3 separate regions of the Homo sapiens genome follow, and all the other regions are linked to region 3. A link is a contact called in ENCODE Hi-C or POLR2A ChIA-PET data. All regions are on one chromosome and are shown on one strand. The core of a region is the stretch at or near the end of the contact, and the rest is flanking DNA. Distances in the headings are between cores, read along the strand shown.

Evidence for each region. A loop is a pair of places that touch in the nucleus more often than their neighbours do. ChIA-PET counts read pairs that join two places held with the same protein, here RNA polymerase II (POLR2A). Pooled maps may share reads with other maps.
Region 1: a loop to region 3 is called in a pooled map, with 5 times the contacts of the local background. The contact joins the enhancer-like site here to the promoter of TRIM8 in region 3. A Hi-C loop is called at or near these places in 1 of 37 single-sample maps with no recorded cell type and 3 of 50 pooled maps. POLR2A ChIA-PET finds 5 or more read pairs at or near these places in 1 of 52 experiments (activated CD4-positive, alpha-beta T cell).
Region 2: a loop to region 3 is called in a map with no recorded cell type, with 4 times the contacts of the local background. The contact joins the promoter of CALHM3 here to the promoter of TRIM8 in region 3. A Hi-C loop is called at or near these places in 10 of 37 single-sample maps with no recorded cell type and 6 of 50 pooled maps.

Annotation. Positions count from the first base shown.
Region 1 is chr10:101,898,910-101,903,165 of GRCh38, reverse strand. All of the region lies in intron 23 of ARMH3 (armadillo like helical domain containing 3), which reads left to right. Among named protein-coding and RNA genes, the nearest start is that of KCNIP2, 57 kb to the right of the region's middle. RefSeq lists enhancers at 37-700, 700-859. Within about 2 kb of position 1,650, at least 3 of the 41 ENCODE cell types and tissues checked have a DNase peak (open chromatin) inside an H3K27ac peak, as active enhancers do.
Region 2 is chr10:103,476,755-103,480,890 of GRCh38, reverse strand. CALHM3 (calcium homeostasis modulator 3) reads left to right here and starts at 1,651. Exons shown (of 3, transcript NM_001129742.2): 1 at 1,651-2,145. The coding sequence starts at 1,859. NEURL1-AS1 (NEURL1 antisense RNA 1) reads left to right here. Exons shown (of 4, transcript NR_120675.1): 4 at 894-1,288. RefSeq lists enhancers at 3,093-3,987, 3,988-4,136.
Region 3 is chr10:102,641,673-102,645,792 of GRCh38, reverse strand. TRIM8 (tripartite motif containing 8) reads right to left here and starts at 1,314. Exons shown (of 6, transcript NM_030912.3): 1 at 606-1,314. The coding sequence starts at 1,175. TRIM8-DT (TRIM8 divergent transcript) reads left to right here and starts at 2,604. Exons shown (of 1, transcript NR_186489.1): 1 at 2,604-3,001. RefSeq lists enhancers at 55-154, 935-1,064, 1,166-1,921, 1,922-2,676 and silencers at 1,165-2,144, 2,225-2,324, 2,595-2,654, 2,985-3,614, 4,047-4,120.

The sequences.
Region 1 (4,256 bases), core at 401-2,900, 740 kb after region 3:
TATAGAAGTTCTGTTTCTAAAACAGTGCTTATAGCATAAACAAAGTTCTTTAATTACTTTAAAACTAAATTTCTCCTTTTGGTAGCGTCACCTTTCAGGAGGAAGAAAACTTACTGCTCTTTCTGGTATATTGAAGAGATGGCAGCTAATAACCTCTTTGTGAGCATAAAACAATTATACCAGCCTCCTGTGGAGACAATCTGCCAGAGCCAACCGCCTCACCCTCCGCATGGGCTTCATTTTCTTACTCTGGAATCTCATCGACTCTCCCCTAAAGACCTTCATCTTGTTGCACTATTATGATGAATGTTTGGAGCTGGCTCTCACCCCCTGCTTTACTAGCTATTACTGGAGGTGCCGTCAAAGAATCAGGCCCCAAATTTATCCTCCCATTAAGTCCTCTCCTGGGCAGCGCTGCTTGGTTCTGAGTAGCAGTCATCTAGTTTCCCCTCCTTTTCCCACCTCCCGCTGCCTTTGAATGTAAGGAAACTGCAGGCCCTGTTGCAGACAAAGAGCTGTGGTAGAAAGTAAGGTTGCAAATCACTTTCTACCACAGCTCTTTGTTTGCTCTTGTTCTAGACCTGAAGAGAAGTGCGCACGTATGAGTGCCTGTGCGTGCATCTGCTGTGAGACCTCCAACATCATTTTCTGTCACAAGCCCAGCCCAGAAGTGCCACAAGTGACATTTCTTCAGTTGGTTGGTTGTATCTGTCTCCCAGCAATGTCTTTAGGATTTCTTCTCCATAATAAGTTAGAGATGTATCGGTTTCTGGACACAGGGACCTTACCTACTTCTGTCTATTCATATCTGTTCCTCTGAGTAATAGACATATGGTCTTTGGCTTTTTAAACTAGTTATATGATTTTTTGAATTTGTCTCACAGCTACTCTTAACAGCCTTCCCCTTGTGAGAGTTTCTGTTGAATAAAAGCTTTCTGGGTCTCTGATGTAGTTGGTTGGCATTTGGTCAATTTGGGGCTTTCATTTTGACTCTCAAAATTATTTGCAGAAAGAAATAGGGCCAAAAGGTGCTTCAAGTGCCATTTGTAAATCTTAGGATAATTGATAAGTATTCATTTATTCTAGCAAGCAGTGGATTTTGTTAAATAATAGATACTGATTAGGTCTCAACAAATCTGACCCTGTTAGCTTTGGTGCTAACTCATTAATAAAGCTGATGTTGAGGCTGCCATTAACATTAGAAAAGCGATGTTCCCTAGTAATATTTCTTTCCTTGAGGAGAAACTATTTTGCAATGAAGTTTTAACTTCTTCCCTTTTCAGAGAGACTATCAACTTCACTTAGGCAGAACGGTTCAATACTTTGGGCAGCTTGTTTATTCTTTATTTACTTCTTGATTTACCAAACTATCCCATTTTCTTTACCTCACTGACATAACTGCTACCCAGCCCCCCTGCTTTCTCCCATCCTCTCTACCTCTCAAGCCTCCCTTCTGTAGCCAACCCTACCACCTGCCACAGTATCCACACCCAGGCTTCTTATAGGAAGCCATCTCTGTGAGGGTCTGTCTGAAAGCAACATAAGTCAGTGCTGGAGCAGGTGAAAGCAGCCTGCTTTTTCAGAGCTGACGAGAAGGGCGAAGCTCTCTGTCACAGTGGGTGGGTGAGCAGCTAGGGCCGAGTAACGCCACGTCTCAGTGGTTAGCACCTGCAGGCTCAGAGCTGACAGTGCACTGTAATAAGATTCATCTTTGTTCACTTAACTGATGTGGGCTTTATGGTAAATGTTCGTTTGCTTAATTACTTTGGCAGACTTGCTGATTGCCTTTCCTGAGGAGTTCTAAAAGGTCCCCCTGGGATGGAGTATAAGCCTGTTTCCGTGTCTTTTAATTTCATTCTTTTCCTGGAGTACTTGAAAACCAGTACGTGATCCATATGGCCCACCCTCTCATCTCTCCTGTATGTGAACATCAGGACCACTGCTATCTAGTATGGAATCCATATGGCCCACACTGGACCACTGGGAAATCTTGACAGGTTTCTTCCTCCTTTGTGCACATGAGATCCTCCTCCTCCACCACTGAGGTATTATGTATGGCTCATCTAGTCTAGTTTAGGATTCATATGCCTCTTTTTCTCTAACTGGCATGGGATCCACAGAATATTTCCCTCCTTCCTCAGTCTAGCATGTGATCCACTAAAATAATTTCCCTTTATTTTTAGAGACAGGGTCTTGCTCTGTTGCCCAGGCTGGAGTACAGTGGCATGATCACAGCTCACTGTAACCTCAAACTCCTGGGTTCAAGCAATTCTCATGCCTCATCCTCATGAATGGCTAGGGCTATAGGTGTGCACATTATGCTGGCTAATTTAAAAAAAATTTTTTGTAGATATGGGGGTCTCACTATGTTGCCCAAGCTGCTCTTGAACTCCTGGCCTCAAGCAGTTCTCCCACCTGGGCGTCCCAAAGTGTTGGGATTACAGGCATAAGCCACTGTGACCAGCCAATTCGCCTTTATTTTTGAAGTGACGGGAAAAGAAGACTAGTCAATTGCTCATTTTCTTGCTCTCCCATGCTTAAAATTTAAGTGTCTTATAATAAATTGATTAATTGGGCTAATGGGAATGAGGTGTAATTAAAATATTTCAGGTTTTTGTCTCATGCCAGTTTTTAAAAAGTTCTTAATTCATATTCAAGAGATTGGAATGTTCACCATTAATCAAAATTAGATCAGTTTTGGGGGTTTTGAGCTTATCTCCAGTGCTTCAGAATTCCTCTTAGGTATGTGTTAGGATTTTCTTATGTTCTGAAAAGGGACAGAACATCTAATACACATTTTCTTATAGGCCATTTTGTTCCTTTATATTCATTTGGCATTTCTGAGCGTGTAGAGGAGCCTTGCTTCTGGAAATAGGAAATCCAGGAAAAGGGAAATAGGAAAACCAATTCCAAAGATTATTAGAGGTTTTCATTCTGTAGCCCCAGGAACTCTGCCAGTAACTTCGGACCTGCCACTAGAGAACAGAGTAAGGTAGTCAGAAGCACAGAGTGATGGATCTGAGCAACGATAGGATAATCTTATAGGTGTTTTATGTTTAGGAAAGTTTTGGAGCCTCTTTTCATTTATTGAAAGATTTAATAAAAAGTAGACATAAGGGGAATGGATTAAGTGATGATGCCTTTTATGGAAATGTAGATGGTCCATTTGACTTTTGTGGTTCTTTCAACACTTGTGGTTCATTCTTCTCCATTTACATTGGATCATTGGGTAAAGTAAGCAACTAGATGCACTGGTCAGTAGTTTATCCTTCTTGCTGGTTGTCAAAATGCCTTTTATACTAACTAAGGTTCCATTTTTGTGTCTTTGGTCCTGAAAAGAATGGCCACAGGGACAGTAGTATAATTTATGGAGGGAAATAATTGTCCTGAAAGGGTTAAGACCTAAACCTTAGGGGGTAAGTTAGAAGGATAATCCTAACAGGTCAGTTGCTGATGTTTTGATTAGATAGTTTCAAAGTGAAAAGGTTAGAAGGTATTCTTACTTGAGGTTTTATTTTGTTTAATGTTAATCAGCAGAGTCTTTGAGGCTTGTAATGCACTTCTGTTAACAGGCATCAAGGGAAATTGCTTTTTTTGTTGTTGGTGATTTGGGTGGGCTGAAGATTCATTGACTCCATGAAGAAGGAAGCTTAGTACTGCATGAAATGGGAGTCTGTGAGGCAATTCTGAAGGTGAAAGAAATGTTAGTTTAAAATTAAATAACTCAACCTCAGATGAACCATTTTAACTACTGCCACATACACTCAGTCATACCTTTACCCCTTCTCAAAAGCCAGTATTTTACCTGTATGCCTGAAGGTTTCCCAGGTAAAAGCAATTACGAATATGATGGTTTTCTTGTCTTTAATCTCAGATACCTGAGAACATACTCTGTAGTATATTGCATAGTAGTATATCACTGGACTGGTCTAGGAAAAGGGAAGCTGCCTTGGGGGAAAAAAAATTCCTTAGGGCTAGTTAGATGGTATACAGGAAAACAGAGAGGAAAGTTTTGGAAGTGAAATTCAACCAAAGAAACTACTACTCAGAGAGGTTGGTCTCTTGCCCAAAGTCACACAGTTAATAAGTGGAGGAATCCAGATTTTTTCAAATCTCCTTTCTCTAAAGCCTTGCTGTTTTCTGTATGAACCATGTTGTTCGGGGAAGCAATGGTATTTTAACTGGGCCTTCAAGGAAAAAGATGACTTAGGCTTTTTAGTGGTGATAACATTCTATGTGAAGAGATCCAGGTAAAC
Region 2 (4,136 bases), core at 402-2,901, 830 kb before region 3:
CACTCTATCCCTCCCTGAGACTAGAATGGGATTGAGGGGTGCTCATGACCCTCCCAGCCCAGTTAGCTCCCCGCCTGCTCCACACCAGCCCTGCTGGTTCAGGGTCACGAAGCCTGGCCTTGGGCCAGGACAGTCCCCTTTTCTGGTCAGCAGCCCAGTGGGTGACTAAGGCTGAAAGGCACAGATGGAGGATCCCAGCTTCCTCCCTGGCTCTGTCCCCGCCAGGGTATGTGACCTCCAACAGCCCCTCTGGGACTGTACCCACCTGAAGTTGTGGTGGTCCTCCTGGCTTGAAGGGTTTCTCACCCCTGCCCCGCCCTCTCCTCCGCTCAGAGTCAGACTCACAGGGCCACTGGTGGCTCTCCCCATCTTCTCCAGTGCCTCATTTCCCTCACACAGGGAAATCTGTCTCATAGGACCTAGAGTAACGTACAAATATGGAAAATAAAAATACTAAGTGGCCAGGCTCAGTGGCTCATGCCTGTAATCCCAGCACTTTGGAAGGCCAAGGGGGCCAAATCACCTGAGGTCAGGAGTTCGAGACCGGCCTGACCAACATGGCAAAACCCCTGTCTCTACTAAAAATACAAAAATTAGCTGGGCGTGGTGGTGGGTGCCTGTAATCCCAGCTACTTGGAAGCTGAGGCAGGAGAATCACTTGAACCCGGGAGGCAGAGGCTGCAGTGAACCAAGATCGTGCCACTGCACTCCAGCCTGGGTGACAGAACAAGACTCTATCTCATAATAATAATAATAATAAGTAAGACCCAGGTTTCTGTCTGTCTTCATCAGAAGTACAGACCACACAGATGGTTACGAAATTTGCAAGACTTATTTGGGATGATCTGACTTACAATATGGGCCAAGTGACCTTTACAAAATTCGTTTTGCAGGTTTCAGGGGTCCCTCAAACATCTGGGCTGTCATCCTTCGGAGAGACTGGAACTGAGACACAAGGAGAGACCTAGTGATGTGGGAGAGTTAGGAGAAGAAGCAGTGATTTCAAACGCATGCCCCTCACACGGAAGAAGGGCAGGGGGAAAGCCATGCAGGTGTGGGCGTGGCACTTGAGCAGCCTCTCCCATGGGCACCCAGTGGTTAATGCACAATGTTTAGCACGTCGCCCAGGGAGGCCATCCCCTTCCGCTACCCCTTTCATGGCAAATGCTGAAACATCGTTGAAGACTCCTCTCAAGGGTCTCCTCTTCCAGGAAGCCTTCGGTCAGGAATAGGTGCCCCTTCTGGCTCCTCCTAGCCTGAAAGCCAACATGAAATCTCCCTGGGCTGAGCTGAGTCGTCATATTTTGTTGTTGTTGTTGCTGTTGTTTTACTATGCCTGTGAGACAAGTTCAGAGTCATGCTTTTGATCAAGACCAGAAAATATACTACCTTGGCTCCATCAGCATCTTTTCCTCACCACACCCAGAATTTGCCTGTCCCCCGAAGGAAGCTCCAACGGCTGTCAAGCCTGAGCATCCAGACCGTAAAGCAAAGAGAAATGGGCCGGGAGGAATGGAGTGACAGGGCGGGGCCCATTTGCCTAGAGGTGCTTTGGGCTGCCCGGTCACAGAGGGTGACTCACTCCCCCAGACAGGAGGGGAGTGGCACCAGGGGACCATTGGGCTGGGCAGGGGAGCCTTTGTGGTGAGAGCCTGTCCCTGCCTTAAGTGCCTACTGGATCCCGGGAGCCTGGGCTGGGGCCTGGGCACTGCTTCCTCCTTGGCCCCTCAGGCCCTTGGAAGCAGAGAGAGAACCTCTTGCAGATCCCAGGCTCGTCCCCAGCACAGCAGACACCAGGAAGGTGGCCAGAGCCTCACTGAGCCGAACCGACGGCCGCCCACCCACCCAGGCTGGAGCCATGGATAAATTCCGCATGCTCTTCCAGCACTTCCAGTCAAGCTCGGAGTCGGTGATGAATGGCATCTGCCTGCTGCTGGCTGCGGTCACCGTCAAGCTGTACTCCTCCTTTGACTTCAACTGTCCCTGCCTGGTGCACTACAATGCACTCTACGGCCTGGGCCTGCTGCTGACGCCCCCGCTCGCCCTGTTTCTCTGCGGCCTCCTCGCCAACCGGCAGTCTGTGGTGATGGTCGAGGAGTGGCGCCGGCCCGCAGGGCACCGGAGGAAGGACCCAGGCATCATCAGGTGCGGTCCCACACCACTCAGTGACCCATGAGCTTTGCCAGGGGCTCCCCAGCCACCCCACAGGCACTGTCAAGTGCACCCCCAGACCCCAACCATTCTCATTATCAGGGGATTCTCCACCCACCCTACAGGTACTGCCAGGTGCGCCCTCTCCTTTCCCCAACTAGGAATTATCGGCTCACAGAGAGCCACTTGCCAGTTTCCACTCTGGAAACATATTTCTGTTCCTATCGTTTGTCACCTTTCCGTGGCCAGTGCTGTAAACATAGGAATGACACAGGATTCCCAATTACCCAGGCCACTCTAGGGGCTGCGGGAAAACTTCCTCTTTGCCCTCTGAAGCTCTGCTGAAAATCAACTGACAAAAGGCAGATTAATAAGAGAAAAGGCATACAAATTTATTTGATTACCGTTTTATGTGCCACAGAACCTTCAGAATAAAGACCTAAAGATACAGAGGAAATGGTTCATTTTTATGCTTAGGTTCAACAAGGTTTGGATAGCCACGCAGAAATAGAATTGGATTAAAAAAGGGATGAACTGATGTTATAGACGGAGTGGGGAAACTCAGCAAGGCCATCTAGGTTCTTCTTGGCCTCTCTATACAGTGTTCCTTTCTCCCAGACACGGGGCAGGACCCTCTCTAGAAGGGAGTCTTATGATCTACAATGAAACTAGGTAGGTCAGATCATTTCTTTACGGCCAGTTTTCAGACAGAAAGGCGGGGGGAAATTAGAATCATATTTTTAGGTTTTATGGTGGCAGCTTTGGAGAAAAGGAGTTCTGGTTTCTATGACCCACCTTGGGGAAGATGGATTCTAGTTTCTATGGCTAGCCTTGGGGGAAAATAAGGAGCCAGAGATTGGGTGGGGGGGCCAGGCGCGGTGGCTCTCACCCGTAATCCCAGCACTTTGGGAGGTCGAGGCGAGTGGATCACCTGAGGTCAGGAGTTCGAGACCACTCTGGCCAACATGGCAAAACCCCCATCTCTACTAAAAAATATAAAAAATTAGCTGGGCGTGGTGTTGGGCACCTGTGGTCCCAGCTACTCAGGAGGCTGAGGAAGGAGAATCGCTTGAACCTGGGAGGCAGAGGTTGCAGTGAGCTGAAATCGTGCCACTGCACTCCAGCCTGTGCGACAGAGCAAGACTCAAAAAAGACAAAAAAAGAAAAGAAAATGCTAAAGCCACCACTGCCTAGAACATATTTACAGCTCACACTGGGTAGGCCATGCACGCACACACCTGGCACACACCATTGGATGTTTTGTGTACAATCCAATTCAGAAACAACATCTGCATCCGGTGCACCCTCAGCCTCTGTTCCATGTTCTCAGGGATCACATCTCCCTGCAATTCAGCTGTGCAGGGTGGGTCACAGGCACTGGGTGTGTCCTTGGCCTTTTCCTCTGGGGTCCAGTGGGCACAGCTCCACTGGGCTCCTGTCCTGTGGCCAATACCCAGTCGAGGTCACTACAGGCAGGGGCAGAGTTGATCTGGAAAGGCGCCTGAGGCCGGTCAGAGGGTGGGCTCCTGGGATGCCTTGTGGGTAGGGGTGTTAGAGGTGCTGCTTTTGGAGGGTTACTGGGCAGGGCTGTCTTAGCTTAGGCTCTCCTCCAAAAGCAGGCTCTGAAAGAATGTGATAATGAGTGGGCAACTGGGGCTTAATCCTTCAGGGGACCCCCTAAGGGCATGCATAGAACACATCTCAGAATTTTCCCACTGAGGATTTAAGAAGCTGGGATATTTATCCACAAGGCCCCATCCCTCTGGGGTTGAAGGTTGATTTGGGGGTTAACTTTTCAGTGCTTCCAGCCTACCCCTCTCTGGAGCAAAAAATCCTCCAAAGCCCCAGGGGCAGAACAATGCAGATGCTTGAGGTAGGAGGCCCTCAGGCCCTCCAGGTGAATAGAACCAGCCACTGCACCCACAGATGCCTCTGGCATGGGCAGGGCACCAGCAGTGTCTGCTGTAAGGCCTAGGGCAAGAGGA
Region 3 (4,120 bases), core at 65-2,564:
CAAATAGCGGAGCCGCTGTCGGGGCCTCGCTGGCTGCCCAGGCCCTGTCCAGAGAGACGGCCGGAGTTCTGCTCTCCCTCTGGAAACTCCCCCCACTCCCCCCCCAGTGTGTTTCCAATAGCGCTGAAAACTAACATGGCTGCTTTTGTTTACTTCCTCATTGGTATGCCAGCATCATGGATCATGTCAGCCACAGCAGCGGCACCGGGACACTCATTACATAAACAGCAGCTGGAGAGGCAGGACCGGGGTCACTGCCTCGGTGACTTCCCGTAGGGCCTACAGCAACAAGACTGGGGGAGGGAGCTGCGCACCACAGAAAAGCAACACCCAGACTCTACCCCTGACGGTCCCACACCCCAATCCCATAAAGCACTCAGAAGACGGACCCTGTGCGCACAGGTGCGAGAATGTACCAAGTAGCGACCCGGGGCCCTTCTTCCCAGGACCCTGTCCCCAAACTTTCAGAGAAGAGTTTGGCCAGGGGCCACTGGCCTGATGTCACAAGAGTCAGCCTGTCGGGATGGGTGGTCCCGGGGCGGGAGAGAGGAAGGGACTGTGTGTCTGTGTGTGTGTGTGTGCGCGCGCGCGCGTAGGGTACTTGCCCGGATTTCATTCCTTCGGATCTCCACGTCGCACACCGAGTGTCCCTGATGCGCGCCGCTGTAGTAGCAGCAGTACTGGCACACGGCCACCTGCTCGGCCTCGCAGTGGTAGAGGCGGTAGGCGTTGTGCTGCGGGCAGCTCCAGGCCCGCACGTCGTCCGCCTCCACCAGGAGGTGCCCGCGGGCGGTGGAGGGCTGCTGCAGGTGCGTCTGCACGTGGGACTGGCAGCAGGGCGCCTCGCAGCGCAGGCAGACCTTCTGCGCGGGCAGCGGGGGGCCGCGGCGGCAGAACACGCAGTGCAGCGCCGCCGGCGGCTTCTCCACGTGCAGGGCATTGAACTTCTCCACGATGTTGGTGAGCTTCAGGTTCTTCTCCAGGCCCGGCTTCTGGTTGTAGGCCTGGTTGCACTCTGGGCAGCGTACGAGGCCGCTGTCCTTGGCCCACGCCTCGCCGATGCAGCCCCGGCAGAAGTTGTGTTTGCACGGCAGCTGCACTGGCTCCACGAAAACGTGCAGGCAGATAGGGCAGATGAGCTCCTCCTCGAAGCAGTTCTTCCAATTCTCCGCCATGGCGGCCGCGGGCAGGGGGCCGGGGCAGGCCTCCCCGACTCCCCAGCCCCGGGGGTCCGTCCGGAGCCGCTGTAGGCCCACCGAGCCCCGAGCTCCGGCCCCAGCCGGCCCCGACGGTCGCTCAGTCAGCAGCGCCTTCCGCGTGCCCGCCCCCCGGAGGAGGGAGCCGCGGTCCTCACGCCGCGCGCGCAGCGGGCTGCGTCTCCTCCTCCTCCCGAGCGCCTAGCGGGAGGCGGCGGACTGCGCCAGGGCCGCGGCCGGGACTCCAGCCTTGGAGGGGAGCGCCGGGGTCCAAATTCCATATAAGAGGCCGCCTCCCCGTCGGCGCGGCTAGGGCAGTGGCGGCCCGCGGCCTGCGCTCGTCCCCGCGGCTGACATTGGGGCGCGCCCCGCGGCAGACGGAGCTTGGGAGCAGCACACTTCTTCCGGCGGCGGCGGCAGCGGCGGCTCCTGCCTGGCTCGTCGGCGCCGCACCTCCCTCGCAGGGGCCGGAGCCCGGGGTCTGCGGGGCCAGGAGGCGAGGGCGGCCGCGCCGAGGGCTGCTAGATCCGGACGGGGCGGGAGGGGCAGGCCGGCGGTCCCCGGGCCACGGTGCAGGCGTCCCCCGGCTGGCTGGCCGGGCGCGGGCTGCGGGGCGCGGGCGGGCCGACTCCGGGGCGCTGCGTGCGCGCAGGGGCAGTCATTCAGATGAAATTCCAGTCCCCGGCCAGAGACACCAGCCCGCCTCTGCCTTCCTCCTCCCTTCACAAATAGAAACGGAAGGGGGAGGGAGAGAAGTGGAAAAAAAGGCAACCGGCGAGGGAGGGAGGGAGAAGCCCCGGCGGCGCTCCGGCCTGACCCCCGGGCGGCTACTTCTGCGCTCCCCCGAGGCCCGGCGCCCCCGCCGCGGAGAGACCCCGCGCGCCCGTCTCCGCGCTGGGCGGGCGCCCGGGCTCTGCCGAGGAAAACAAGGATTGATCAAACTAGAAAGGAATTTTTCTCAACTGCTAATGAACAGGAGGCTCGGCTCCCGGCCCTCCCCTCCCCTCCCCCGGCCCTCCCCCTTCGCCCCCCCGGCCCCCTCCTCCCCACTTTCTTTTCTTCTCGGCCTCTGCTGGGGCCTGGAAGGCTCGGGGCTGCGGTCGGAGCCAGCCTGCGGCGGCGGGGCCAGGCCGAGCCGCCACCCTCAGCGCCCAGCCATCTTGGGCTCCGCGGCGGCGGCCGGGGTCTGGGCGCGCTCGCTGAGGGCCCCGCGGCGTCCTCTCGCTCCTGATTCTTTTTTTTTTTTTTTTGGTGGGATTTTTTTTTTTCCAAGGGGAGGGCTGGCGGCCTCCAACAAATTAGGAGAGAGAGAGGGAGAAAATGCCAAGTCCCGATTTCTCTCCACCTCTGCTCCACCCACCCCGGTCCTGTCCAAAAAATAAAAGAAGATGAGAATTGGAAGAAGTCGGCAGAAAGGCGAGAGCCCGCGGTCCCCGGCTGCTGCCCAGGCGACGCGTCCGGGGCGGGCCCGCACCCGTTGCTCGGTCCGAGGTCCGTCTGTCTGCCCGCGGCTTCTCAAGGGAGGGGAGGGCGCTTCGGGCAGGGTCTCCGCAGCCGCTGTCGCCTCAGAGCTTTATCCTCAGATCAAAAAAGAAAAAACAGGAAGAAAAAAATCCCAACCCCAACACTCTCATCACAGCCACCTTCAGCCATCTTGCGCGTATTATTATTTCAGGAATAATCTGTTTAATAAAAATACCTGCGTATCCAGCCCCTCCCCCGCGTCCTGGGGTCCCCGCCCCCTTTTAATAATAATCTCGATAATAAAAACGATCGGCGGGCCGGGCAGTCCGTGGCGGCCCTTTCCTGCCTCGACTTGCTCGGGCCCGGCTCTCCCCCCGCGAAGGGGCGCCCCGGGGTGGGGGTGCGTCCCCGTCACCCGCGCGGGGAGGAAAGGGCGCCCTCGCCGCCGCCGCGAGGAAGGCGGCGGCGGAGATGCCGCGGCCCGCGGGACCAGCCGGAGGGGCACTCGGGGGTCCCGGGGCCCCCGCCACGGCCCGGCCTGGGAGTCCGCAGCCGGCCGTATACAATGGGTTCGGAGCAGAGCGGGGCAGGCAGGGTGGGGAAACGGGAGGGCCAGGGGCTGCAGCGAGCCGAGCTCCCGGGCTGGGGCGGAAGGAGACGGGGGGTGGTGTCCCTACATCAAGGCCGGTCCCGCTACTCGGGAAGGGGGCGGAGAGCTGCGGCGCTGGGGGGCGAGGAGAAAGCGGCAGGCGGCGCCTTTAATCGGCACCCGCCGGTTCGGCCCACCCGGCACTGGCGAAAGAAACGGGCGCGGTGGGGGGGAAGGGGCGGGGCGTGCTTTCCGGAAGTACAGTTACAGGGCCGGGCGCCCGGCTCCTCCCCCTTTCCCTGTCGCGTTGGGGCTGTTCCGGAGGCTGCTCCTGCTATTGGCCCACAAGCTGAGGCTCCACCTCCCTAAGGCGGGGCAGACCCGAGAGTCTCACGTGACTCTCACAAACTTCGGTACATTAAACATTGGGATGGGAGGGGGTTTTCCGCGCTTGTTAAAAAAGCGATGATGCCACGGCGTAGTGGGACCACCTCTTCCTGGGCCTGAAGTGAAGACCCGTGGCTCTTTTTACCCAGAGGGAAAGGAGCGTTTGTCGGTCTGCTCAGCAGTCCGGTGGAACTGAGCAGGGAAATGCAAAGGTTCAGTGTGGGGAGATTTCCCGATGTCCTTAATACTTTTAACTTCATCCCTGGCACTTTAAACTACCTAGCAAGATAGGCATTTATTCCTCTATTAATAAGGAAACCATGGCTTAAAGAACTGCAGAAATCTGCCAAGGTCAATGGTCAGTCAATAAATCTTTAACAAAATATTTTTCTAGGCCCTGAGAATTCCCAGAAAAACGTACAAAAAATTTAACGTAAATACACGGAGGACAATTTACGTGATAGAGAATAACAGGCTCACACAA